Linked DNA regions of Mus musculus: regions 1, 2, 3, 4, 5 and 6 are each linked to region 7. Evidence: chromatin loops called from intact Hi-C (ENCODE). Cell type or tissue: heart. All regions are shown on one strand.

The links. A loop is a pair of places that touch in the nucleus more often than their neighbours do. Peaks named below come from ENCODE experiments on the same cell type or tissue, not always from the same donor. Only the 100,000 strongest peaks of a DNase experiment are listed, where the experiment ranks them.
Region 1: a loop joins it to region 7, with 4 times the contacts of the local background. A loop is called at or near these places in 7 of 42 quality-filtered maps.
Region 2: a loop joins it to region 7, with 2.5 times the contacts of the local background. A loop is called at or near these places in 6 of 42 quality-filtered maps.
Region 3: it touches region 7 in a loop (11-fold over the local background); 14 of 42 quality-filtered maps call a loop at or near these places.
Region 4: it touches region 7 in a loop (4-fold over the local background); 10 of 42 quality-filtered maps call a loop at or near these places.
Region 5: it touches region 7 in a loop (15-fold over the local background); 20 of 42 quality-filtered maps call a loop at or near these places.
Region 6: a loop joins it to region 7, with 8 times the contacts of the local background. A loop is called at or near these places in 23 of 42 quality-filtered maps.

The regions. Positions count from the first base shown.
Region 1 is chr16:10,207,052-10,211,051 of GRCm38, forward strand. It overlaps Atf7ip2 (activating transcription factor 7 interacting protein 2), which reads left to right. Exons shown (of 11, transcript NM_153123.2): 4 at 2,083-2,217; 5 at 3,954-4,000. Among named protein-coding and RNA genes, the nearest start is that of Atf7ip2, 16 kb to the left of the region's middle. In heart, a CTCF peak has its summit at 1,973 (motif pointing left); no DNase peak of the experiment used is centred here.
Region 2 is chr16:10,252,991-10,256,990 of GRCm38, forward strand. No RefSeq gene overlaps it. Among named protein-coding and RNA genes, the nearest start is that of Gm24667, 17 kb to the left of the region's middle. In heart, no CTCF peak of the experiment used is centred here; no DNase peak of the experiment used is centred here.
Region 3 is chr16:10,272,230-10,276,229 of GRCm38, forward strand. No RefSeq gene overlaps it. Among named protein-coding and RNA genes, the nearest start is that of Gm24667, 36 kb to the left of the region's middle. In heart, CTCF peaks have their summits at 228 (motif pointing right) and 2,424 (motif pointing left); no DNase peak of the experiment used is centred here.
Region 4 is chr16:10,278,805-10,282,804 of GRCm38, forward strand. It overlaps Emp2 (epithelial membrane protein 2), which reads right to left. Exons shown (of 5, transcript NM_007929.2): 5 at 2,945-4,000. Among named protein-coding and RNA genes, the nearest start is that of Emp2, 33 kb to the right of the region's middle. In heart, a CTCF peak has its summit at 1,660 (motif pointing right); a DNase peak (open chromatin) is centred at 1,677.
Region 5 is chr16:10,519,217-10,523,216 of GRCm38, forward strand. Ciita (class II transactivator) reads left to right here. Exons shown (of 19, transcript NM_001302618.1): 15 at 1,752-1,838. Among named protein-coding and RNA genes, the nearest start is that of Dexi, 22 kb to the right of the region's middle. In heart, CTCF peaks have their summits at 2,185 (motif pointing left) and 3,800 (motif pointing left); DNase peaks (open chromatin) are centred at 2,195 and 3,804.
Region 6 is chr16:10,396,903-10,400,902 of GRCm38, forward strand. No RefSeq gene overlaps it. Among named protein-coding and RNA genes, the nearest start is that of Tekt5, 3.4 kb to the left of the region's middle. In heart, a CTCF peak has its summit at 2,442 (motif pointing left); a DNase peak (open chromatin) is centred at 2,449; H3K27me3 peaks cover 124 bases.
Region 7 is chr16:10,086,984-10,090,983 of GRCm38, forward strand. No RefSeq gene overlaps it. Among named protein-coding and RNA genes, the nearest start is that of Rpl39l, 81 kb to the right of the region's middle. In heart, a CTCF peak has its summit at 1,925 (motif pointing right); no DNase peak of the experiment used is centred here; H3K27ac peaks cover 327 bases.

The DNA.
Region 1 (4,000 bases), 120 kb after region 7:
AAACTTCTCTTTATAAGACTTAACCAGAGAACAAAGTCTCTGCTGGGCTTTTTTGAAACTTCCTTTGTCAATGCAATTAATCTGAGTCTCTTCACCTTAGCCTCAGGCAGACTTTTCAGTCAAAGGGCAAAACGTAGCCACATTCTTCACCAAAATATCACAAAAACAGTCTTTATGCCAAATTCTGAAATTCTCCTTTGAAATCTCTTGGGCCAGGTCAACACAGTTCAAATTACTCCCAGCAACAAAGTCTTCCATATTCCTACTAGACTGACCCATTAAGCCCCATTTAAAGCATTCCACTGCTTTCCAAATCCAAAGTCCCCAAATCCACATTCTTTCAAATAAAAGCATGGTCAGGCCTATCACAGCAATACCCCACTCCTGGTACCAACTTCTGTCTTAGGGTTTTACTGCTGTAAACAGACACCATAACCAAGGCAAGTATTATTTAAAAAAAAAAAAAAAACTCAACATTTAATTGGGGCTGGCTTACTGGTTCAAAGGGTCAGTCCATTACCATCAAGGTGGGAGCATGGCAGTATCCAGGCAGGCATGGTGCAGGCAGAGCTGAGAGTTCTATGTCTTCATCCAAAGGCTGCTAGTGAAAGACTGACTTCCAGGCAACTAGAATGAGGATCTTATGCTCACACCCACAGTGACACACCTACTCCAACCAGGTCACACCTATTCCAATAAGGCCATACCTCCAAATGGTGCCACTCCCTGGTCCAAGAATATACAAACCATCACTACAATAAGAGAAAAATGATTTACATTACCAATATATTTCTATTTTCAGGAATGATTCTAGTCTAAGTAATCTACTCAATTACATGTCTGTAAATGTCTTGTAGAAGGAGGTGGAATTTTTATTTAGTAGGCTGCCAAATGTGTAAGACAAACATTGAGCTTTACTTACAGTCCAACATTTTGTATTGGTCATGGGTTTTTTTTTGATCAGCAGCAATAGCTATTTATTGATTGCCTTACAATTGTTTACTATTTCATAGATTCAGACAACCTTGTAGTTCATTTTAGAGTCTTGATATATGCAAGTTACATACATACCTCCTCTTCCAAACTAACCTAGGTAAACTGATTTTTAACACTGTTAAGTATACTTCTTGTCTTCATTTTTGCCCAATTATGTATTTCTATGTGGCCTGTCTGTCTGATCAATTATGAGATGAAATATAACTTCAGACTAGGCATAGTGGTCCATTCCTTTAATGCTCAGTGCTTAAGAAAGGCAGAGGTAGACAGCTCTCTGAGTTTGAGGCCAGACACATCTCTAGAGTGACTTCCAGAACAGACAGACAGGGCTATACAGAGAAACCCTGTCTCATAGAAATAAAACAAAACAAAAACAAACAAAGGCCTGGTGTGGGTGGGTGGGTATAATCTTCAATTCTAGTGAAATAACTGTATTCTGGTTCTGTTTTGATGAGTCTGATTGTTATTTGTGTGATAAATGTATATTATTGGAAACAGTAGTCAACTGGAACTATATGAATTGAAGTCAACATTTTGAAGATGAATTTAATTTTTAACATGTTTATGTGCCAAATATTAGATTGTTGTGCAAAATTTAATACCAATTTTTATAAAACTTAACTGGTGTAGTAATGTGCAGTAATTTTTCATTATAAAACATCAGGAAAGAGTAAAGCAGCTTCTAAGCAGTAGAAAATAAGCTGGGTATGGTACACACCTTTAGTCTAGCACCTGTGATACAAAGGCAGATGGATCTCTTTGAGGTTGAGGCTAGTCTGGTCTACTACAGACTAACTGGGTCTACATAGTGAAAAAGTCTTGTCTCAAAAAAGTAGGAGTGAACTGGAGAGATGGCTCAGAGGTTAAAACAATGACTTTTCTTCTAGAAGACCCTCAAGTTCCAGCACCCACATGCCACCTCATGATTATCTGTTAGCTCCTGCTCCAGGGGAACCTGATGCCCTCTTCTGGCCTTTGCAATGTAGCACATGCATATATGCACACAAAACATAAAAATAAAAAGTAGTAAGTGAAATTGTTTTAAAATCTGAAACTTGTATGTTTTGGCTTTTATTTAAATTCTAGGTTAAACATTGGATTCGACAGGAGATTTGCATGATAAACTGTAATTTATTTGATAAAAAACTGAATGAATTGAATGAACGCATTGGGAAGACCCAGTGCAAGAGTAGACATGAAGCAATAGCTGGTGAACTCTTTGTAAGTTTCTAATTTCGTTTTCTTCCTTTTAATATGTGTAGAATGTGGTTATATGCTGCATGTTGGGAAAGGGAGGCAATAAAATAGTAGTTCTCAACCTTCCTAATGCTGCAGCCCTTCAGTATAGTCCCTCATATTGTGGTGACCCCCAACCATGAAATTACTTTTGTTGCTACTTCATAATTGTAAATTTTTTTCTGTCATAATGTCATGACCCACAGATTGAGAATCACTACAATAAAAGAAGCCCCAATTAGTTTAAGATTCGAGAAATAGTCTTAGTTCTAATAGGCATGCTGTATTCATTGAGGGTTATCTGTGGTATGTAAGCATTTTCTTTCCATTCTGATATGTGTCTTATTAGAACCTACATAATTTATTTTAAGATCTTTCAAACTTTGCCTTTTTTTTTGGAAAAAAAAAGATTTCTAGGATTTATGACATTTTTGACCAACATCAATTTTATTACAGACAAAGTTTCCAGTTTTATTTTTTGAGGTTGGATCTGGCTATATGCAGTCTAGGATAACTTTGAACTTATATCATTCTGCTTTAGTTCCCTTAATTTTGGAATTGCAATCATGTACCACCAGAACAAGCCCCTTCCCTTCTTAACTATCTTATGTAACCGATTGTCACTTACCAGTTTTCTACATTTTGGGTTCTGTATCTATACTTACTGCAGGCTGCATCCTTTTAATGTGATGTAGTCTCATTACATAGCTCCAACTACCTCACCATCCTGGAATTCACTATGTAGATTAGGCTGGCTTCTAATTCACAGAGACTTGCCTGTCACTGACTCCTTAATGCAGAGATTAAAGGCATGCACCAATATAGACAGACTGAAAATATTCAGGGAAAAAGTGTTTGTGTTAAACATATACCATCTTTTTGTCTGGTCATTATTCTCTGAACAGTATGGTGTAACAACTCTATAGTAACATTCCTGTTGTATTAGATAGACACTGTAAGTAAAGATAATTTAAAGTTCACAAGAGGATGTGTGTATGGTTTTAACATCTGCAGATTTTTGTATCTATAGAACCTGGAACTATTCCTCCATGGATAGCAAATGATGATGACCATGTAAGAATTTATCACTGGGGCTGGTGATATAGCTAAGTTGTAGTGCTAGCATAGCTAGTAGTAAGTCCTGAGTTTGATCCCCAACAAATATAAACAGGGTATGCTTATGTACAACTTGATTACCCAGAGATAGAGGCAGGAAAACTAGGAATTCAAAGATATCTTTGGCTACATACCCTATCAAGGCCACCCTGAAATACATAAGACCATACCTACAAATAATAAATTAAATAAATAAATAAATAAATGCATTTAAAAAGTAAAGATGCTAGCTAAGAGAATGGAAGAATAGAAGACATTCCCTGCTAGGGGGTCATTAGAGTCTAGAATTATGAAAAGTTGCCGGGCAGTGGTGACACATGTCTTCAATCCCAGCACTTAGGAGGCAGAGGCAGGCAGATTTCTGAGTTCAAGGCCAGCCTGGTCTGCGGAGTGAGTTCCAGGACAGCCAGGACTACACAGAGAAATCCTGTCTTGAAAAACATTAAAAAAAAACAAAAACAAAAAGTAATGAAGTAAAAGAAAAACCTTTTCATTTATTTGTGTAGATGCCTGCATTTCATAAGACTACTTGGTCAAGTTTGTTTTCATTCTTTTGTAGTATTTGGTACTCTGTTTTGGTATTCACTTAGTTTTCTTTCTTCTAGGTAAAAATAAGAAGACTTCAAAAACGCATCAAAACAGTATTATCATC
Region 2 (4,000 bases), 170 kb after region 7:
AAGCACACGTGGGACAATCCAGACCAGATTACAAGGCCACTAACCAGGGTGTTCAACCACAAAGGAAGTACTCCAGTATACAGAAGGCTGAAACTTGAGAATCATGAGTTTGAGGACAGCCTAGGCTACACTATGAGACCCTGTCCAAAGGTAGCAACAACCAAAAAAAAAAAATAGATGAACCCAGGCAGTGGTGGCATATGCCTTTAATCCCAACACTTGGGAGGCAAAGACAAGCAGATTTCTGAGTTCAAGACCAGCCTGGTCTACAAAGTGAGTTCCAGGACAGCCAGGACATACAGAGAAACCCTGTCTCGAAAAAAATCAAAAAAAAAAAAAAAAAAAGTTAAGGAAAAAATCGATGAAGTCACTTGTACTTCATTCAGCACGGTCTGAAGAAGGTTCCCAGGAGAGTTTGTCTAAGTGCACGTCTGCTGACTTGGGCTTCTAACTGTATTCTGTTCTAGAGTGGTGCTTCTGCTTTTAGGTTTAAACAGCTAACTCTTTCACTTATATGCATCTGTCATTGTCACCTGTCCCCTTCTTGTGTACTAGTTTATCACTGGGCTAAATACCCTGCAAAGCCAGATGAACTAGCATCTGAATCCCCTCAAAACTGTGATGACTTCAAACACAAGGAGAGTTGAATGGGCACTTTGAAGGTGCTTATGCTAAAAAGTATACATTCTTGGATTTGGGCTCTAATTGCAGGATAAGGACTTGCCTCCACACCTCCATGCCCCCATTCCTCCATGACCCCATGGCTCCATGGCCCCTTGCCTCGATGCACTCGTGCCCCCATGCCTACAAACCCTCATGCCCCCATGACTCCATGCCTCCATGCCCCCTTGCCTTAACGCCCTCATGCCACCATACCCTCATGCCCACATGCCTACATGGCTCCATTCTTTAGAGGGAGACCTGCTCCATTGCTCTAGCACAGTGGATCCTGATGAGAAGAGGCAGACCATGGTTTTAAGGCGTTTATTGTAGAAAGGCATAGAGAGGAAGAGAGTAGGGAAGTAGAGGCTGACCATGGCCACATGGAGAGGGAAGGGAAAGGAATGCAGAGAGAGGGGGAGCAAGAGGGCAAGAGAGAAGCAAGTGGGAAACAAGAGTAAGAAAGAGAGGAGGGGACAAACAACCCCTTTTACAGTGGGCCAGGCCTCTCTGGCTGTTGCCAGGCAACTGTGGGGAGGAACATACCAGGCTGTTGCCAGGTAACTGGTGGGGCCTCCTGTTGGGAGCCTAGTGTCTGTGAGCGTGGCAAATGGGTCTTCCATCTCTTGCAGGAACACCTGCTGGGTCTCTGGGTTTAAACCAAACTCCACCAGAAAACAGATCTTTCACCATCCCACTACATGCACTCTTGCCCCCATGCCCCAAAGCCACCATGCCCCATGCCTCCATGCCCTCATGCCCCCATGGCCTCTCGTGCACATGCCCTCATTCTTCCAAGCCCTCATGCCTCCATGGCCCCATGCCTCCCCCCAATCCCGAGGGGCCTTTATGCCCACATGCCCCCAGGCCTCCATTCCCTCATGCCACCATGACCCCATACAATCATGTCGTCCTCAAGGTTCCATGTCCTCCTGCCCTCATGCGCCCATGCCCACATGCCTCCATGTGTCCATGACCCCATGATGCATGCCCTCATGCCCACATGGCTTCATTTCCTTATGCCCCCATGACCCCATGCCTACATTTATCCATGCCCCCATGCCTTCATACTTCCATGTCATAATGGCACTATGACCCCATACATTCATGCCCTCATTCCTCCATGTCCTCGTGCCTCCATGGCCCCATCACCCTATTCTCCCATGCACTCATGCCTCCATGCCCTCATGACTCCATACAATATACAGATTCAATGCAATCCCCATCAAAATTCCAACAATTCTTCATAGAGTTAGAGCAATTCTCAAATTCATCTGGAATAACAAAAAACCCAGGATAGCGAAAACTATTCTCAACAATAAAAGAACTTCTGGGGGGGAATCAGCATCCCTGGCCTCAAGCAGTACCACAGAGCAATAGTGATAAAAACTGCATGGTATTGGAACAGTGACAGGCAGGTAGATCAATGGAATAGAATTGAAGACCCAGAAATGAACCCACACACCTATGGTCACTTGATCTTTGACAAAGGAGCTAAAATCATCCAGTGGAAAAAAAGACAGCATTTTCAACAAATGGTGCTGGTTCAACTGGTGGTCAGCATGCAGAAGAATGCAAACTGATCCATTCTTACCTCCTTGAATAAAGCTCAAGTCCAAGTGAATCAAGGACCTCCACATAAAACCAGATACACTGAATCTAGTAAAAGATAAAGTGAGGAAGAACCTCGAACAGATAGGCACAGGGGAAAGTTCCTGAACAGAACACCAATGGCTTATGCTCTAAGATCAAGAATCGACAAATGGGACCTCATAAAATTACAAAGCTTCTGTAAGGCAAAGGACACTGTCAGTAGGACAGAACGGCAACCAACAGATTGAGAAAAGATCTTTACCAACCCTACATCTGATAGAGGGCTAATATCCAACATATGCAAAGAATTCAAGAAGTTGGAGTCCAGAGAACCAAATACCCTATTAAAAAATGGGGTTCGGAACTAAAAAAGAATTCTCAACCAAGGAATACCGAATGACTGAAAAGCACTTAAAGTAATGTTCAGCATCTTTAGTCATCAGGGAAATGCAAATCAAAACAACCTTGAGATTCCATCTCACACTGGCCAGAATGGCTAAGATCAAAAACTCAGTGGCAGCAGATGCTGGCAAGGATGTGGAGAAAGAAGAACACTCCTTCCTCCATTGTTGGTGGGATTGCAAGCTGGTACAACCACTCTGGAAATCAGTACGACAATTCCTCAGAAAATTAGACATAGTACTACCAGAGGACCCAGCTATACCACACCTGGGCATATAATAAGGACACATGCTCCACTATGTTCATAGCAGCCTTATTTATAGTACCCAGAAGCAAAAAAGAACCCAGATGTCCCTCAACAGAGGAATGGATACAGAAAATGTGGTACATTTACACAAAGGAATACTACTCAGCCATTAAAAACAATGAATTCATGAAATTCATAGGCAAATGGGTGGAACTAGAAATTATCATCCTTAGTGATCACAAAAGAACACACATAGTATACACTCACTGATATGTAGATATTAGCCCAGAAGTTTGGAATACCAAGATACAATTCAGACCAAATGAAGCTCAAGAAGAAGGAAGACCAAAATATGGATACTTTGGTCCTTCTTAGAAGGGGGAACAAAATACCCATGGGAGGAGATACAAAGTGTAGAGCAGACACTGAAGGAAAGACCATCCAGAGACTGCCCCACCTGGGGATCCATCCCATATACAGTCACCAAGCCCAGACACTGTTGTGGATGCCAACAGTGCTTGCTGACAGGAACCTGATATGGCTGTCTCCTGAGAGGTTCTGCAAGTGCCTGACATATTCAGAGGTGGATGCTCTCAACCAACCATTGGACTGAGCACAAAGTCCCCAATGCTTCAGTGGAAGAGCTAGATAGAGAAAGGACTGAGGGAGCTGAAGGAACTTGCAGCTCCATAGGAGGAACAACAATATGAATCAACAAGTACCCCCCAGAGCTCCCAGGGACTAAACCACCAACCAAAGAGTACACATGGAGGGACCCAGAGCTCCAGCTGCATATGTAGCAGAGGATGGCCTTGTTGGACATCAGTGGGAGGAGAGGCCCTTGATCCTGAGAAGGCTCAATGTCCCATTGTAGGGGAATCCCAAGATAGGGAAGTGGGAGTGGGTAGGTTGGTGAGCAGGGGTAAGGGGGTGTGGGATAGGGGGCTTTTGGAGGGGAAACCAGGAAAGGGGATAACATTTGAAATGTAAATAAATAAAATATCTAAGAAAAAAAGAAAAGAAAAAAAGCAGACAGACCTTGGGTCTGAACTCTGCAGCCAGTCCCACAAAACCCAGAGGAAGCTCCACTTCCAGGCT
Region 3 (4,000 bases), 190 kb after region 7:
ACAGCAGACACCTTCAGCCACTGAGCCCTCTTGCCAGCTGAAAGAATTATGACATGCTAAAGACCACAGGAAATCTAAGCTATATTACCACCCATTTTTTAAGGGTTAATTCATTAAAGGATTATGGGATATCTTTTGCCAGACACTGAAATAGGCACTGATGTGGAGAACAACACTGGGCAGTAAGTCTTTATCTAAGAGAACAATTCTAACACATGACCGCCAGGTGGCAGAAGTGTCTTTTTCTGCAGCTGAAAGAGCACATATCTCACCTGAAGTCTCTATCCAGCCTAATTCCTCCCCGGATCTCCATGTAGATACCCAATGCTTTGGCCTTTGCATCCTGAATTTCGCCTAGAATGATCTTGCTGTAGCTTTTCTGCCTTGATCTTCCTGACTGCAGCCTCCCTTGAGTACCCCCCACCCCCTCAGGCAGATGGGCTAAAGTCCTCAGGGCTGGTGGGCTTTAACCTCAGGCCACATTGTGTCCTTGCCTTTTCATGAAATCTGTACCTGAATGACATAAGACTCTGCCAGCTCACTGCAGGTCCAGTATACGTGAAAGGATATCCGAAGCCATTAAGGTTGTGGAAGCTAGTCTGCTGTCTGTGAGAGTGGGGAATGCTTTCCCTATGGACAATCACCCAGAGATGACAACATGAACCATTCGATTGGGAAAAAACAATCTTGGCAGCAGAGGACAAAGGAAAATTCAGGAAGGCAATTTTTTTTTTTTTTTGTAAAAAGGGTGTGCCAGAACCCGAACGCTGACAGCAAGCAGGACCAAGATGGCCTCTGTCTTTATCCTTGACATAGGTAAAGAATGCCTCTCTCATCCCATAATGGGGGCTCCACAGCCTGACATGCTCGGCAGAGGGGAAGAGTGGGAGGGTATTTGTTGGATTAACTATATTTGAGAGAAAAAGAAAATCCCTTTCAACTTCTCTTTACATCTTTAAAATGACTACCCTTCAGAGGTAACTCTAACTACCATTATGGAACTAGGTCAACAACCAGTCTGGCTTTTTCCAGGTGTAGCAGTCAGGGCAGTCCTCCAATGGGCCCATCTAAAAGACCCCCAAGAGTGTGCTGGTAGTTATCTGTGTAATAGCCAGGTGTGAAGAAGAAAGAACGACCTGGACTGGCACCTGAGAGAGATGAGATGAGGGCAAAGTGTGTATGCTGAGTGCTGTCTTCTTAAAGGGATGTGAAGGTGACGTTCATATTCTATCGGTCCTATTCCTTTAAAGAAGCTTGACTAATCCAGTTTTGAAGAGTGCGGGTAGCAGATAAAGAGAAGCAGCAGACACCCAGCAGGACATCAGCAAATTGATGTTTACAACAGACAGAACTGAGCTAGGGGAACCCTTCTAGTATGACGGACACCACAAGAAAACCTACCAAACCAACTAACCTCCGCCTATAGTGCCTCACTGAGACCGAGCCAACACCCAGAAAGCATGCAGGGGGTGGTCCTGGGCCCCCTACACATATGTAACAGATGTGCAGCTTGGTCTTCATGTGGGACCCCTAACAGCAGGAGCAGGAGCTGTCTCTGACTCTGCTTCCTGCCTTTGGACCCTTTCCCCAAACTGGGCTAACTTGTCTAGGCTCAATAGAAGATGTTCCTAGTCCTACTGCAACTTGATATGCCAAGGCCTGTTGATATCCATGGGAGGCCTCCCCTTCTCAGAGGAGAAAAGGAGGGAGGCCAGAGAAATGGTGGGGAGGGAGAGGGAATGGGAGGAGAGAAGGGAGGAAAGCTGGAATCAGATATCAAGTAAATAATGTACTTAAAAAAAACAAAACAAAACCCTATGAAGGCGGAGTTAAAAGACCTTGGAGAGCACAGGATCAGCAGACTCTGCCCATGGAGCTGTAACAAAAAAGCAAAAGCAAAGTGGGGAGGGGGCCAGTGGTTCAGAGTGATTACATGGTTACATATGTGCCACCCGCACACACACAGGCACAAATCTTCTTCTTCTCCTCCTCCTTCTTCTTCTTCTCCTTCTCCTTCTTCTCCTTCTCCTTCTCCTTCTCCTTCTCCTTCTCCTCCTTCTCCTTCTCCTTCTCCTTCTCCTTCTCCTCCTCCTCCTCCTCCTCCTCCTCCTCCTCCTCCTCCTCCTCCTTCTCCTTCTCCTTCTCCTTGTCCTCCTTCTCCTCCTCCTCCTTCTCCTCCTCCTCCTCCTCCTCCTCCTCCTCCTTCTCCTTCTTCTTCTTCATCTTCATTATATTTAAATACAAAAGCCAGGGTACCCAGGGCTCAATGGGCAGAAAGAGAAGTAAATAACAAACAGCAAACAGGAGTCTGGGGGAAAAGGAATAGTCTGAGCCAGATATAGACAATCAGGAGCAGGCACGGAGAGGCAGCACAGCCGCACCTCTGGCCCACTCTCTACCTCCACTGCTGTGGCCGCCCCCTACTGGCAGCTTGTCTGGCATGTGAGCCACCAAACCTTCAGCTCCAGCTGGAATTGTACTTTCCCAAATTCTCCCTGGGCTGCTGCAAATTCACAGAGGCTCTCTAAGTCTACAATTCCAAGTGTTGGCTCCCTCTGACAGCAGGCTAGTTTGGGGAGCACACCGGCTGGAAAAACTCCTAAGGCCTAGAAACCAGGAAATACAGCATGTAAAACAATATGTCAAAATTTACAAAACGAAACCTACCTTTGAGGTCTGTTGTTAACCTCTATAGTCTAATATAAAAATACATTGACCTTGGCATTGGTGATACACACCCAGGTTGCAGTCTCTTCCGGGTCTCCGATTCCATGATCTCACCAGGCAAAGTGAAAAACAGAAAGGAAAAGGAAGAGGGTCAGGGGGTGTGACCGTAGTACGCCTGTGGTTCAGGTAGCTCTCAGTGGTATCAGCAAGGTTTACAGGGGACACCACTTTAGTTGATTGATGTCATGTGGTGCATTAACCAAGATAGCAGTGAAATCATATGATCACCACCATCTTGATGATGTCAGGAACCCAGATGGTGGCTGTATTAGTCTGGGTTCTCTAGACTAGTCTCTGTATAGTAAGGGGATTTGTTGATGACTTAGAGGCTGTGAATAGAAGTCCAAGGATCTAGCAGTTGCTCAGTCCCACTAAGCAAGCAGGGAAAGGGAGGGAGGGGGAGGGGGAAGGGGGAAGGGGAGGGGGAAGGGACAGAGAGGAGGGAGAGGGGCAAGGGGGAGGGAGAGGGAGATCTTCCTTCTTCCAGTGTCCTTATGTAGGTCTCCAGCAGAAGGTGTGGCCCAGATTAAAGGTGTGTGTGACCACTCCTGGACCTGGGACTTGCTTTGTCCCAGATGACCTTGAACTCAGAGATCTCCCTGTCTTAAATCTTCTGGGATTCATAACCACTATGCCTCAAGACCTCCATGCCGAGATCCAGGTCAGAAACTTGTATCTCCCAGCCTCCAGATTAGGATCACAGGTCAGCCTTCCATTTCTGGATTGTAGTTCATTCCAGATATAGTCAAGTTGACAACCAGGAATAGCCACTACAGTGGCCAAGTGACAGGGTCAGCTCTACCCTGACAGGGTTGTCCTGCCATGATAGTAACAAAACAACATGGCTACTTTTGGAGCCCATCTCCCATCAGGGCATGAGTGCTATGGAGACAGGAGACAGCAGATACCGTCTAGGCATGTGGGCTAGAAAAAGGCAAAGAAATAGAGGAAGGAGAAAATGACTTTGGTGCCATTTTATCCCACCCAAGAATAATGTGGGCTGAGACCAGATGGATCTGTGAATATTGAATGGGGTCTGGGAGCCTCTGGATTAGCCAGGGAAGCTGTTGTCTCCCTTAACTTGGGGAATCTGTTTCATTAGAGCTCTCCCCCCCCCCCCAATTATTTCCCATTCTAGCATCAGGAGAACTAAGCTATCAGAGGTTCAGCTTCTCACACTCTGATGACCTCCTGCCCCAGAAGTTTATTCTGATTTTGAATGCTTTATCCATTTCCAACCAGCTCCCCTGTGGGGGTGTTGTATGTCAGGCAG
Region 4 (4,000 bases), 190 kb after region 7:
AGCAACTGGGAGGATTTGAAGGTAAGCGCATGGCTAGAGCCAAAAAATGTCTTTAACAACAGGGAGGCGCTAGAGGATAGGTAGACTAGGGAACCCGCCGAGGTGCCTCTAGCAGGTACTGGAAGAGAGAGGTCTGATGCCCATGAGTTGAAGAATATAGCATATGAAAAAGGAGGGGGGAAGCAGACCCTTCCCAGAAAGGGTGGACAATCTCATTCTCTCATTTGGAGTGGAGGCCCTGTCTCCAAAAGAATCAATGTGCATACTGTAGAGAAACAGGCCACTGGAAGAAAGAATGCTCCAAGATGGAGATAAAAGAACTGACTGACTGAGGGTGTCGGGGCTCACCCCTGGGTAAACCTAAAGGTAGAGGGAAGCCAATAGATTTCCTGGTAGTTATCAGGGCACATTCAATCCTGAAACAACCCATGAGATCCCTATCCAATTAAAAAAAAATCATGGACCCAAGGGGTTACTAGGACTGATCAATATTCATGGACTACCTGAAGGAAAGTAGATCTAGGAATGGGACGTGTAACTCACTCTTCTATGGTGATCCCAGGCTGCCCATATCTGCTCTTAGGCCAAGACCTCCTAACCAAAATGGGGGTGCAGATCCATTTCAGCCCTGAGGGAGTACAGTTCCTGAATAAAAATACATGTACTGATTGTGGCATTAGAAGAATATAAACTATGTCATATCTCCTCCAGACATTAATAAGGACCCATATCTAGAGAGGTTATGGGAAGAAATCCCAGGGGTATGGGCTGAGAAAAAAATCCCATGGAGCTGGCTAGGCATTGTGCCTCAATCCTGGTGCAGCTAACGGTCAATGCCAGCCCAGCTAGGGTGCCAATACCTCAAGTCTAGGGAGGCAAGACTGGGAATAGTGCAACACATAATTTGACTCTGGGAGCAGGGGGTACTGGGTCCTTGCCAATCTGCCTGGAACACACCCCTTTTTTCAGTAAGAAAACCTCACTCCAATGGCTACCAGCTCATGCAAGACTTAAGGGAAGTCAATAACAGGGTAGAAGATATTTATCCCATGGTGCCCTTACACCCTACTGAACAGTTTGCCTCCCAAGGGAGATGTCTATGCCATATTGAATCTTAAGGGTGCCTTCTTTAGTTTGCCACTAGCCCCGGCTAGTCAGCCTTTGTTCACTTTAGAATGGAGCGACCCAGAGATCAGATTCAATGGGCAGCTAACGTGGACCAGGCTGCCACAAGGATTCAAGGACTCGCCTACCATCTTTGATGAAGCATTGCCTGAAGACCTGGGTGAGTACAAGCAAGCCCACCCCCAAATAACTCTCTTGCAGTATATCAATGCAGTATATTGTAGCTGCCCCAGACAAAGAGACTTACCGTTTGGCAACTGGTGTCCTTTGCTCAGTCAGAGAGCTAAACCGGATGGGATATTTGGTGTTTGAAAAAAAAAAAAAAAAAAAAAAAGCACATCTCTGCCAAAATGAGGTAACATACCTCCAGAACATACTCAAGGGAGGGGGCAACGTCTGCTCTCCCAGGCTAAAGAAACGATTCTCAACATTTCCGTTCTCAAGACCTGGCATCAAATTCGAGTTCCTGGTTTCATCAGGACTGCAGACTGAGTACCAGGATTCACGGAGATTGCAGAGCCTCTCTATGATGCCACCAGGGGGCAGGAGAGTACCTTAAACTGGACTTTGGAGATGGGCAAAGCTTTTCATGGGCTCAAGGAAGCACTAGATGAGGTCCCAGCACTTGCCCTGCCAGACATCAATAAGCTTTCCCACTTGTATGTGGGTGAAAACAAAGGCATAGCCAAAAGAGTACTGACTCTTGGAAGAGGCCAGTGGTGGCCTATCTGTCTAAGAAATTGGAATCTGTTGCATCAGGATGGCCAGCTTCCCTGCATATTGCGGCAGCTGCTGCTTTGCTGGTCAAGGACGCAGATAAGATCACCATGGGACAAGAACTGATTATAACCACCCCTCATGTCATCAAGGGTGTGCTCAACCACCCCCTCAGACCGCTGAGTATCTAATGCCCGACTGGGTATCTAATCCCTGCTCCCGAACCTGCCCCTCATTACGTACCACCCACTCCCCCCCACACACCTTAAATCCCGCTACTCCCAAACCCATACCTGTCTCCAAACAAGAGTCAACATTCATTTCTCAGCTTCCATAGCACTTTCCTGCCATATCTGCTTTTGGGAAACAAAACTCTGCCTTGCTATGTGATAAATGACAATTTTGGAATTTTTTGGTGTCTTTGAAAAACAGAAATATTATGTTTCTCCTTTAATCCCAGGTCTGGGATATGGGGCTGCTTCAAATTGTCCACAGCAGCTGACTATGATTTGCCTCATGCTCTGGTAGGGACATGATTTTGTCAGCTGCAGCTTGTTTCTGTGATTGTGTAGTATTTGGAATTCTGAACTTTTCAGAGGGTATATAAATGCTATGGCCCTGAGAGGCAGTGAGGGTTGTTGGTTGCTGTTGGTCACTGGTAAGCAAAGAAGAAAAAGAAAATATTCTTACAGGGAAGATTAAGCTCCCTGAAAAGAATTTGATGCTCTTAATCATCAGGAAGTAGTCTAGTGATACCATCACCCTTTCCTCTCCTTAAGGGGCTGAAGGGGTGGAGGAAAAGGGCTAGAGAAGGGTGAAAGAAAGAACCCACAAAGTAGGCACCAAAAAGTGCCAGCCACCAGTAACCCCACCTGGGTGGGTTTACTGATGAAGCTCCTGCGGAGGGAGTGGTTGTGTGTAGTGAGTCTGTCTTTGGGCATAGTAGGTCCACATCCAGCTTTAGTTTATAGGGAACATTCTAGAATGTCAGCCCATTTCTCAGGTATACCAGGCCCACGGGCATTAGCAGAGGGTAGGAAGGGGCAAGAAGAATCTTGCTTCCCCTGCATCCCGGACCACAAACAAACACCATACAATTATCCAAATTCTTTAAACAGAGACCCAAAATAATTTTAATGCAAATGACAAACATGGGTTAGTCTGTCTCTGTTGCATACCCCACCCCCTGAATTACAGTACTTTATAAAAATGTAAGATACGCAAACTAAAGTTCCTTTAAATACAGTAACAGGTTTTGGTCCTAATACTTGCTTCTTGGATAACGCAGCTGTCTCTGCTGTTCTTTGATAACTAGTGATAAGCACCAATTGAGAGCTGATCCTACCTAGGAGAAGGGTGGATCTGTTCTCGCTCACACCCTCACCTCTTCTTAGCATCCCAAATGCAGGGCATAGAGCAGGAGAGGCACTTCTCATGGCACAGGTGGCTGTAGGCACAGGTGGCTGTAGGCACTGGAATGCTGGCCACAGTGGCAAGCAGAGACAACCCACAGGACTATTCCCATAGCGTTGGACAAGGGCACTTCCATAGCCCTGGGGTTCTGAAGTGGGAATCTGTGCTGGTCAGGTCAGGCTTTCAGGCCTCTGGTTCTAAGGTGGTCTGTCTGTTTCCATCATGATCATCAGAACAATTTTTAAACAAGTATTACAGAAAAGCCCCCAAGGGGAAGGTATGGAGGACACTTTAGATTGGCCTCCTTCCTTGGGCCTCACAAGACAAGGAGAAACTCTACGACCTAGCCAGCAGTGAGCTGTGGAAAGTTCATTAAGGCAACAGGTGATCGTTTGCCCTGTCGCTGTCCCATATCACCTTGGCAGCCCTGCTAAGGGAAGGAAGGAAAGGAGGATAGAAGAGAGGGAGGAAGGGAGGGGAGTCCGTTTGTACTGAGGTGGTGTCAATGATGGCCCTAAAGCCACTCAGACTCATCATCCCCCCAGCTCCACTGGGACTGAGCTAGAGGCAAACATCCCCTCCCCTCAGGCAGCTTACATGTGAATGTGTTTAAACAACACAAATATACACACCCTGTCCCAGAATCACCTCTCCAACTCGATGCTCAAAAATGGAAAAGGGTGTTCAAGGGAGAAGGTTGCCATCACAGAGCTCCTGGGACTCGGGTGTTGTCACTCTTCCAGGA
Region 5 (4,000 bases), 430 kb after region 7:
AAAGTTTAATGCATGAAAACTGTTCTGGGATGTTGGAAGAGACAGGATAGGTTGGGGCTTAGCAGTGGAAACACTGAGCGGTGGAAGTTGTCTTTAGCTGTTTTATGCTTTGGGAAGTTAAGGTAGAATGGGTGTGTGGGAGATGGACATGATACACCCGTGATCCCAGCGCTGGAGAGACTGGGGCTGGAGGATCTTTGAGTTCAAGGCTAGCCTGGGCTACATGACACCTTGTTTCAGAACAAAAGATGTAAAAGGGGCCAATAAGATGCCTTAGAGGGTAAAGGCTCTTGCTGCACATGCCGGGAGATAAGAGTTTGGTCTCCAGAACTCATGTAAAAGCATGTCAATGCAGAAACATTGCTCTCCTCCTAAAGCGGTTAAGAGTTTATTTGGGAGCCATCTTGAGTGACCGTGGCTCAGAAACACAGATCTAGGTAATCTCAGACTCCATGTTCCAACATGGAGGCAATTCCATGAAGTTTTATAGTTTTAAAGAACAAAGATAGCCATATAAAATACATTGGCATGGCCAGACAGTTGTGGTGCATGTCTTTAATGCCAGCACTTGGGAGCCAGAGGCAGGCGGATCTCTGTGAGTTCGAGAACAGCCTGGCCTACAGAGTTTCAGGACAGCCAGGGCTACACAGAGAAACCCTGTCTCGAAAAACAAGAAACAAAACAAAACAAAAAATATATTGGTAGGAACCCGAGAGAAGCAGGTACACCAAGTAGGGGGAGCTTTTCTACAGGCCCAAGATGTCATCTGAGGGCAGTCTTAGCTTTTGGATTGGTGGAAGCTAGTGGTCAGCTAAGTTAATAGAGCCCAAGAGGTTTTATCCACCAGCCACACTTCTGACACAGAGGTGGGTAAGGACTGGCTGTTCTTGGGCCTCTCCCGACCTCTCCACAATCTTTCAATCAGTCTCTGCGACACAGAGTCTTTCTAGGAATTCTAATTCACAATATAATAATAATAATAATAATAATAATAATAATAATAATAATAATAATATAGAAGCACTGAGAACATAGTGATGATAAAGCACTTATCTAGGACACACAAGGCCCTAGGTTCAATTCCCACAACAAAACAAATAAACCATTTTTTAAAAAATCTGTCAACACTCCATCTTATAAACAAGGTTAAGAAGCCTGAAAATACCCAAGGATTCATGTGTACATTTCCTGATGTGTAATGTCTCTATAATTTACAATGGTCCAGGTATACCACAAGATAGATTTCCCTCCCTTCTCCACTCTCCTTCTGACCTTTTTTAAAAAAATATTAATTTGTTTATTTACTTTACATCCTGATCATGGCGCCCCCTCCTCTCAGTCCTCCCTCACACAGCTCCTCCCTCCCTCCCTCCCTCCCTCCCTCCCTCCCTCCCCCTTCCTTCCTTTCTATTCCCGGACACATGAGCATTTATTAAGTACCTACTGTATGTAGAGCTGGAAGATAGCCCTAGGGGAAAAGGCACTATCAAATTAGACAGCAGGTGGAGGAGAGGACCTCTCTCTCTGCTCCCACCTCTCCCCTCCCCTGCCAGCCCACTCTCTCTGTAACAAACCCTTCATATTGGTGAGTGGTTTCTGTAGGTTCATCCTCATTACCCATGACCCTTCCCAGGGCTGGCTATCATGGCTGTGTGGCTACAGTCCCCTGTGAAGCAGCGAGTTTCCAGCCGGTGAGGAAGGGAGAGCCTTCCACTTAGGTCCTGGACCTTCTCCTCCCTGTGTCTCCTTAGCTTGTCCCAAAACAACATCACTGATGTGGGTGCCTGCAAGCTTGCAGAAGCTCTGCCAGCCCTAGCCAAGTCCCTCCTAAGGCTGAGGTGAGTGAGGTACCCCCCACTGAATGGGCTGGGGAGATGGGGGTGGGGTGGGGCTGGGGGGAGGTAGGGGTGAGGGGGGTATAGGACCCCCTTTTGCTGCTCTTTGTGGCACATCACCACAGCCTTGGGGCAAGTCGCTTACTAGTTCCAAGTCTCTATTTCTTCATCTGTAAAATATGAACCATGTCAATGGATCATGTGTCATACTCCAGCGCTATCCCTAGTGAGCAGTAGTAGATGGTTGCCCTTTACCCAAGGAAGAGCCCACTGGAAAGCCCTGCAGTGCTGGCTTCTGGGCTGTCCACCACTATTCCAGCTAGTTCTCACACTGCCACCTTCTGGAAGACCTTGGTGTAGCAGCTCCAACTTCTAAATTCCTTTCAGCAAGTCTTTGGTACTAAGGGGCCTGAGAGGGAACTGAATTTGGCCCAGAGCCCCAGCCATTCAGCTCAGCAGTAGCAGCTCTTGGCTAGCCATATAGGAAAGGATTTCCTTCCCCAAGTCTAGGAGAGGTGTCTGCTATGCACCTCTACTGAGGCAGCCACTCCTACAGCCTTCCAAGCAGGTCCTCTTTGTGCCCTGCAAAATTCATAATGTGTGTACTCGTTACCTAAACTAGGTTGTGCTAAGTGTATAGGATTCCCTAACATGGGTGTCTTGGGGGTCGGGGGTTGGAGGTCAGGAAAGTCTAGGTCATACGGGCAGGTGCCTGTGGGCCAGGAAGGCATACTAACTACTATTGTTGCTGAGACCAGATACCAAACAAAGACAACCTAAGGAAGGGAGGAAGGAAGGAAGGAAGGAAGGAAGGAAGGAAGGAGGGAGGGAGGGAGGGAGGGAGGGAGGGAGGGAGGGAGGGAGGGAGGGAGGGAGGGAGGGAGGGAGGGGTTCTTTGGGTTCACAGTGTGAGGTGCAGCCCATGATGGTGGGAGGGCATGTGGCAGGAATGTGAAGGCGACCGGTCCCATTGCATCTGCAGCCGGGAAGCAGAGAGTACTGAGTGCTGTGCTCAGCCTGCTTTTCCCTTTTACATTTTAAAAAAATACTGTGTGTGTATGTGTGTGTGTACATGTGTGTGTATGTATGTGTGTGTGTGTTGTCTGCATATACACCTATATGGCAAACACACACACGGTACCTGCAGTGACCAGACGATGATAGTAGGTCTTACTGGACTTAAATGGCTTACTGCTATTTCATAATATTGAATACATTCATTCCAACTACAAAGTCCCCAGAGTTTCCAGGTTTTCTTCTTCCTGTGGCCAACCCAACTCACCTTCTGTGGTAGCTCATTTGGCCCTGAGCAGTTTCTGTGTCACACTGTGAGACCTGAATGATGCATAGCCCACAGCATAAACCAAGAGCCTACCTGCTCTCCCTACAGTGACCCCCTCCTACCAGTTCTACAAATGAGCAGCCGTGTGGGTAGGAAGTAGACTGGATAGGAAGAGGCACGTCTTTGAACCTGGGAAGCTCCTCCCCTTATAATTTCCATGCTTTGGGCTGAGAAAGACCTCTCTCCCTCTCCCTCTCCCCCTCCCCTCCCTCTCCCCCTCCCCTCCCTCTCCTTTTCCTTCTCTCCCCTCCCCCAGTCTTTCCCCTCTTTCCCCCTTCTTTCTTTCCTCTCTTCTCTCTTTCCTACCCCCTCTCTCTTTCCCTCTCCTTTTCCCCTCTCCCCTCCCTTCTTTCTCCCTTCCTCGTGTGTGTGTGTGTGTGTGTGTGTGTGTGTGTGTTACTGAGTATGAAGCCCAGAGCTGTTTCATATATACCGGACAAGCATTCTACTACTGAGCTATAACCCCAGCCTTCTTAACTTTCTGTTTTTGAGGGGCTGTGGAGATGGCTCCACAGTTAAGAACACTGGTTGCTCTTGCAGAGAACTTGAATTCCATTTCTAACACTCACTTGGTAGCTCACAACCATCTGTGAACTCCAGTCCCAGGGGAATCTGATGCCCTCTTCTGGCTTCCTTGGGCACTGCACCTATGAAGCACAGCCATCCATGAAGGCAAAGCACTCCCCCCCCACACACACACACACATATAATAAACAAACATCCATGCACACATATAATAAACATTTTTTAAGTTCTAATTTGAGACAGGGTCTCATGTATTCTAGGCTGGCCTAATTTGTAATCCCTCTGCCTCAGTTTCCTA
Region 6 (4,000 bases), 310 kb after region 7:
TGGCCTTGGTGGAGGAAGTGTGTCAGTGTGGGAGTGGGTTTTGAGGGCTCCTAGTGCTCAAGCTCTGCCCAGAGAAGGAGACAGTCTCTCCTGGTTGCCTTCAGATCAAGCTCTGCCCCGTGAGGAGGAGACAGTCTCTCCTGGTCGCCTTCAGATCAAGATTCTCCTTTTCCAGCACGAGGTCGGCCTGCACACTGACATGTTTCCTACCATGACGACAATGAACTGGACCTCTGAAGCTCTAAGCCAGCCCCCATTAAATGTTGTCCCAGGAGTTGCCTTGGTCGTGGTGTCTCTTCACCGCAATGGAAACCCAAACTATGATACTCTGTATCTTTGATTGTAGAGGAGATTGACCAGCTATTCATATTTGTCAACCCCCATAGAACACTTTAGTAAAACTGAATGAATCAGGGCCAATGAGATGGCTCAATGGATAGACACTTGCCACTAAACTCGATGACCCAAGTTCAGTTCCCAGGACCCATGTGACAGAAAGAGGGAAATAACTTCTGCCAGCTGTTCTCTGATGTCTGCACAAGTTTTGTGGCACATGTATGCACCCCCTACACACACACAACACACACACACACACACACACAAATTATATATATATATATGCATATATGCTTTAGTTAGGGTTTTACTGCTGTGAACAGACACCATGACCAAGACAACTCTTATAAGGAAAACATTTAATTGGGGCTCTCTTACAGGTTCAGAGGTTCAGTCCATTATCATCAAGGTGGAAACATGGCAGCATCCAGGCAGGCAAGGTTCAGGCAGAGCTGAGAGTTCTCCATCTTCATCTGAAGGCTGCTAGCAGAGTACTCGCTTCTAGGCAGCTAGGATGAGGGTCTTTAAAGCCCACACCCACAGTGACACACCTACTCCAACAGGGCCACACCTTCTAATAGTGCCACTCCCTGGGCCAAGCATATACAAACAATCACAATGTGTGTGTAATTTTAAATTTTTAAGTAAATTGTTCATAAATTATACTTCATTGTGCTTGAATTTTAAAATATAGAGGGAAGACTTTGAGCTCCAGGAAGCTGACACCACACTTGTTTTTCTTTATAATTAAACCTCCAGCACCGTGTACAATATCAAACATCTAGAATGAGAGCCTTACCTCTCTGGGATGTGTTTCATCCTATTCTATGACAATTTTGTTGCACTGAGAAACTCCCTCCACCCTTAATCACTGAGAGTAACAACAACACAGTGCTGACTGGGAAGAGTACTGCTGTGTCGGTCCTTACCCTCTCTGGGAATGGGAAAGAGAAACCTGGCTTTCTGTGGCTCTGGTTCACAGGTGTATCAGTTCGTTTCCAAAATACCTGAGGCTGTTAATGGATCAGCAAAAGGTTCATTTTGGCTCATAATTCTGTCACTTACAGTCTGTAATTAAGTAGCCCCTGCTTTGGGTTCCTGACAAACTGTGCCCTGAGAAGGCCACACATCATGGCCAGAATGCGGTAGAGGAATAGTACTATACCATGAGCAGAGAATCAAAGAGAGGAAAGAGGAGGCAGGAGCTGTAACCTTCTTCTTCAACTACAGCCCCTCCCCCATCACTAAATACCTTTCCTTAGGCTCTACCATCTTTAGCAGTGTCACCCTTGGGACCAAGCCTTCATCATAGGCTTTCAGGGACATTCAACGTTTGAGGCTTAATGGTGATTTTCTTCTCAGTTCCCTATAAGGAGTGCAGATGAGCAGCCAGAATGTAGAGAAATGGCATTTATTAGCCACATGGGGTGGACTGCTGTGTTACATATTCCAATATGTCCTTTCCATGGGGTGGGGTAAGAAAAGCAGTAGGCTCTGGTCTGCAGACTTACACCACGGTATCTCCTCAGTGTGATGTCACTCATGAGAGGTATCTCGAAACAGATGCCCTGCAAAGACTCTGTACACTTACTTGGGCATTGAGCGACAGCAGGCCTCAGAGGACATTAGGGGCACAGAGACAGCAGAGACACATGGTGGCCCTGGCAGAGCAGCTGGGGCAGATCCCAGAGGTGTGGCTGATGACCCATCCAGAGGGTGGAACTGTCTGTCGCCCTGGGCTGCAACGGTTAGTTAATATTGATGTGGAGGTATTTCCAAGGACCTGGGCAGAGTGGGGAATGACGGAGCAATGGTTGAAGCTCAGTCTTGGTGAACCTTTCCTAGAAGCACCTAGTAGGTAATATGAAGTCAAAGCAGAAAGGGAAGGTTGGCAGCCACCCACAGCTGACAAGGACATAGGCGAGGTTGCCACGGCTGTCTGCTGTGTGCTAGAGGGTGGAAACATTCACACACCGAGAACACAGTTTGTTGTTGTTTTCAAAATCCAAAAGGAAGGAATAGGAAATTCTCTACCCACTAAGCTCCTTTTGATTCCATTGCCTGATTACTTTGATGATAGACCGGGGTGCAGCGCCACCTGCTGGCTGATTCTAGGATTGACCCATATGCATGTGTTTGTGGATGCTGACAGGGTCTGCAGGTGTCACAGTGCACACATGGAGGTCAAAGACCAACCTGCTGGAGTGGGTTCTCTTCTCCCACTCTGGTGCTGTGTTTGAATTCTCGTTCTCTAGCTTGAGAGCAAGGGCCTTTTCCTGCTGGACAGCCTAACCAGCAGCACGCTTTCCTTCCTTCACATTGCTTTTTTTTTTCCTAACAACATTGTTGCACCCTGAATCCTTCTCATCTTTCTCTTCTTTCTTCTTTTTTTTTTTTAAGATCTATATGTTTTTATTTTATGTGTCTGTCTGTCTATCTGTGTATCACATGCATTTCTGGTACCCTTGGAAGCCAGAAGAGGGTGTTGGGGTGTGTGACCCCTTGAAACTGGGGTCACAGATGGTTGTGAGCTGCCACATAGGTGCTGGGAATTGAACCTGGATTCTCTGTAGGAACAATCAGAGCTCTTGGCTATTGAGTCATCTTTCCAGCCCTACGATGAGCAAGCCTTAACCAGACCTGTCCAGCTGAACCAGCAGCTGATTCTTCATCCTTTATGCCTCGGCTTCTAGCCTTGTTTGATCCAGACATTTGCAGTGTGATTGGTGTAGCTTTCTGACATTGGCCTCAGTTTCCCCTCTGTAAATAAAAGAGCAGGGCTTGATCTCCACAGCTTTCACTATAACGCTAAATTTATTTAACTACAAAGGTGAGGGACCCTTGCTCCTTGCAAGCTCTGGGTTCATGTCTTTTTTTAATTTTTAAAATAACAAAAACTATAGCGCAGACAGCTGGCCACCGTCCGGACCAGAGGACAGGTGTCCGCCTGGCTCGGGAGGCGGCCTCAGCCTCAGCAGCAGCGGTCGCCATCTTGGTTCCGGGACTCAGCAGAACTTAGGAAATTAGTCTGAACAGGTGAGAGGGTGCGCCAGAGAACCGGACAGCTTCTGGGACAGGCGGAAGCACAGAGCCGCTGAGGCAGCACCCTTGGCGGGCCGCAGACAGCCCAGCCGGCCACCGCCCGGACCAGAGGACAGGTGTCCGCCTGTCTTGGGAGGCGGCCTCAGCCTCAGGAGCAGCGGTCGCCATCTTGGTTCCGGGACTCCCTGGAACTTAGGAATTTAGTCTGCACAGGTGAGAGTCTGCACCACAGAAGCTGACAGCTTCTGGGAACTGCCAAAGCAACACAGCTTCTGAGAAAGGCCCTGTTTTGGGCCTTCTTCTTCGACCAGGAGGAGGTCCAAAAACAAGATATCTGCGCACCTTCCCTGTAAGAGAGCTTGCCAGCAGAGAGTGCTCTGAGCACTGAAACTCAGAGGAGAGAATCTGTCTCCCAGGTCTGCTGATAGACGGTAACAGAATCACCAGAAGAACAATCTCTAAACAGAGTCAACTATAACTACTAACTCCAGAGATTACCAGATGGCGAAAGGTAAACGTAGGAATCCTACTAACAGGAACCAAGACCACTCACCATCATCAGAACCCAGCACTCCCACTTCGCCCAGTCCAGGGCACCCCAACACACCCGAAAACCTAGACC
Region 7 (4,000 bases):
TCAGTGTCAGGGTTACAGTGCAGACACTGGACACCCAGCTCAGTGTCAGGGTTACAGTGCAGACACTGGACGCCCAGCTCAGTGTCAGGGTTACAGTGCAGACACTGGACGCCCAGCTCAGTGTCAGGGTTACAGTGCAGACACTGGACGCCCAGCTCAGTGTCAGGGTTACAGTGCAGACACTGGACGCCCAGCTCAGTGTCAGGGTTACAGTGCAGACACTGGACGCCCAGCTCAGTGTCAGGGTTACAGTGCAGACACTGGACGCCCAGCTCAGTGTCAGGGTTACAGTGCAGACACTGGACGCCCAGCTCAGTGTCAGGGTTACAGTGCAGACACTGGACGCCCAGCTCAGTGTCAGGGTTACAGTGCAGACACTGGACGCCCAGCTCAGTGTCAGGGTTACAGTGCAGACACTGGACACCCAGCTCAGTGCCAGGGTTACTGTGCAAACACTGGACACCCAGCTCCAATTTCTTTCAGTGAGATATTGTTAGAATTATATCTATATTTTTTAAAGATGAAAAAGTAAATGAAACACAACAAACTGTATTGTCAATTACAGGAGGAAGACCCAGCCAAACCCCAACACTAGTGCCCCAAGGAGGCCCACCACCATTCAGGGGCTACCATTCAGATAAAGCCAGATCCTTAATAATGCGACAAAACAAAATTTCATAGCCCAGCACACCTTTAATCCCAGCACTCTGAAGGCAGGTGGATCTCTGTTTCAAGGCTAGCAAGTTCCAGGACACCCAGGGCTACACAGAGAAATCCTGTCTCAAACTAACAAACATAATTTTATAGTCAGAGATGGTGGTTCATGTTGGATTTCAAACCCTATTAACCCTATTAATATATAGGCAATTCCACTGAAATTAGTTAGCAATTGCTAATTCTATCACCTGTCACCAATTGGTGTGCCTAGTATGTGCTGCTAGATCTTCCCCCTTCCCTCCCTCCCTCCCTCCCTCCCTCCCTCCCTCTCTCCCTCTGTCCTTTTCTCTCTCTCTGTCTCTCTGTGTCTCTCTCTGTGTGTCTCTCTCTGTGTCTCTCTCCCTGTGTGTCTCTGTGTGTCTCTCTTTTGGTGTGTGTCTCTCTCTGTATGTGTCTCTGTGTGTGTATCTCTCTGTGTGTGTCTCTCTCTGTGTGTCTCTCTGTGTGTATCTCTCTGTGTGTTTCTGTGTGTGTGTCTCTCTATGTCTCTCTGTGTGTCTCTCTGTCTCTGTCTGTCTGTCTGTCTGTCTGTCTGTCTGTCTCTTTCTCTTTCTCCCTCTTTCCCTCCCTCCCTCTCCATTCTCTCTTTCGGGTAATCTCTCTTCTCTTTCTGCCCCTGCCCAATTCCTGGGGACGAGTGAACTCGTACAAAGAGCTGCTCCTCAATACACCTGCTTTTATGCTTTCAATCTAGCTTGAACTGGCTTACTTCGTCAGCAGAGAAAACCTATTTTCTTGGTGTTGAAGTCCTGGGAGATGTTGAGCCCCTAGCCCAGTAGCCAGGCCAACCCAGCCATGTGGCGCGCCCCCCACCCCTTTTTCTCTCTGTCTGATGTGATCGACTTTCAACGGGATAAGCCTTTCCGCTCCCCATTCTTTCCTAGCCATTGCCTAGAAATACCAGATAACTTCTGGGTCGATCCCCTGCCAATCCCCAACCTTGCCAGAGCAAGCCAGTTCCAGAACAAAGACAATCTATGTTCCGGGGAACCTTTGGATCCAGAGACAACTGATACAAGGCTGTCACATAGAACGCCATCGTTTGGGTCTCTAGTACATGCTGGGAAAATGGTCACCACTGAGTGTAAACCCCAATCCTCAGACGCCCCTGGGGTACCTGCAGCAAAATTTATTCAAATTGTGGCTGTCCCAGACCTTGTGCCCATAATGCCTGATTTTCCTTTGTTCCGTAGCCTGGCCTCAGTAGGTAGTCTAAATGGCCACCAGAGGGCACTCTAGACTTCAATATGCCCCCTGATCCTGAAAATTCCTACCGGAGTACAGGCAATTAATCTGAACTTCCTTATTTCCGGTTTTTTTTTTGGGGGGGGGGGGACCACGCTCCTGTTCCTTTGCTCAGAATCAATATTCTATAGCTCAAGTACTACTAGCAGGGATGGTCATGCTAAGAGATCTCCTTGTCTCCGAAGACTTGGCTCCCAAACCTTCTATCTGCTTGTACGAAACACACACACCTGTGCCCCACCTTAATGGCTGCTCCGACCAAGTCCTTAATCTAACCACTCCTGAGATATGTATGAAGCATTTGTCTGTGAATTTGATTCCAAGTTCTAGAGACTAGTTCTGTAGCCTGCTGTGACCTACAAGTGGCACTGGCTCTTATAGCCTACCACGTGTACCATGTGATTGGCTTTCTGCAGCCAGACTGCACTAAACTAAGCATGCTCTCTCTTCCTTCATGAACTTGGATTTTATTACATCAGTCTTGGTGCCATTCTAAGGCCAGAAACTGGCACACCTGGTTTCCAAATTCCCACTGCCACGGACAAATGATTCTGAAATATTTCATATCTAAACTCACTCAGCCCTGAGGGTTCTGCATCCCCACTCTCAAATCTTTTATCTCTAATTTCTTTTTAATCTGCTCTCTAAAAGAAAATAGAAAATATTTTAGACTGTGGTGTAAACTCTTATCTAAGGATTTGTAAGTTTCTCCTTGGATATAGTTTAAGATCTATATAATCTGCAACAAAATTTGGCTTTCAACTTATAACAAAAAGGTTATCATTAAAAAATCTATCTATACATGGATAACTGTATATGTGATCCAACTATTGTTTAGGGTATATGTGCATATAACATAGATGCAACTCATTAAAAATTGATAGACAGAAAGATATAGATCTACTAGGAAAACAAATGTTTTTAAATAACAACCATTTGGGGGGTTCAGGAATAGCCACACAAACCATACAAACACTGGTCTCAGCTAATCAAGAATAGTTTATTGAATACACACCCCAAGACTGATCAGTCAGGATCACAGAATACTCAGGAGCCAAACTGTGATGCCAATCTGTTCTTTTGGTTTGGTTTGGTCTGGTTTGGTTTGGTTTGGTTTGGTTTGGTTTGGTTTGGTTTGGTTTGGCTTGGTTTGGTTTGGTTTTTCAAGACAGGGTTTCTCTGTGTAGCCCTGGCTGTCCTGGAACTCACTCTGTAGACCAGGTTGGCCTTGAACTCAGAAATCCACCTGCCTCTGCCTCCCAAGTGCTGGGATTAAAGGCAATTGCCACCACTGCTCAGTGCCAATCTGTTCTTAGGACAGGTTTTTTAATAGAAAAAAACAGGTTTGAAAGTTTAAAAGGAAGAAAAAGAACTTCAGACCAATTTCTCTTATGAACATTGATACAAAAATACTTAATAAAATACTCCCAAACCGAATCCAGGAACACATCAAAAACATCATCCATCAGGATCAAGTAGGCTTCATTCCAAGGATTCAGGGATGGTTTGATATACAAAAAGCCATCAATGTAATCTACCATATAAACAAATGGAAAGAAAAAAAATCACACAATCATCTCATTAGATGCTCAGAATACCTTCAACAAAATATCCCTTCATGTCAAAAGCATTAGAGAGACCAGGGACACGAGGCACATACCTAAAAGTAATAAAAATAATATACATCAATCCAATAGCCAACATCAATCTAAATGGAGAGAAACTTAAAGCAATTCCACTAAAATCAGGGACAAAACAAGGCTGCCCACTCTCTCACTATCTGTTCAATTTAGTACTCAAAGTCGTAGCCAGAGCAATTACACAACAAAAGGAGGTCAAACTGGAAAAGAAGTCAAAGTATTGCTATTTGTGAATGAAATGATAACATATACATATATATAAAACCCCAAAAATTCTACCAGAGAACTCCTACAGCTGATAAAGACCTTCAGCAAAGTGGCTGAATATAAAATTACCTCAAACAAATCAGTAGCCTTCCTTTATATAAAGGATAAATGGGCTGAGAAAGAAATTAGGT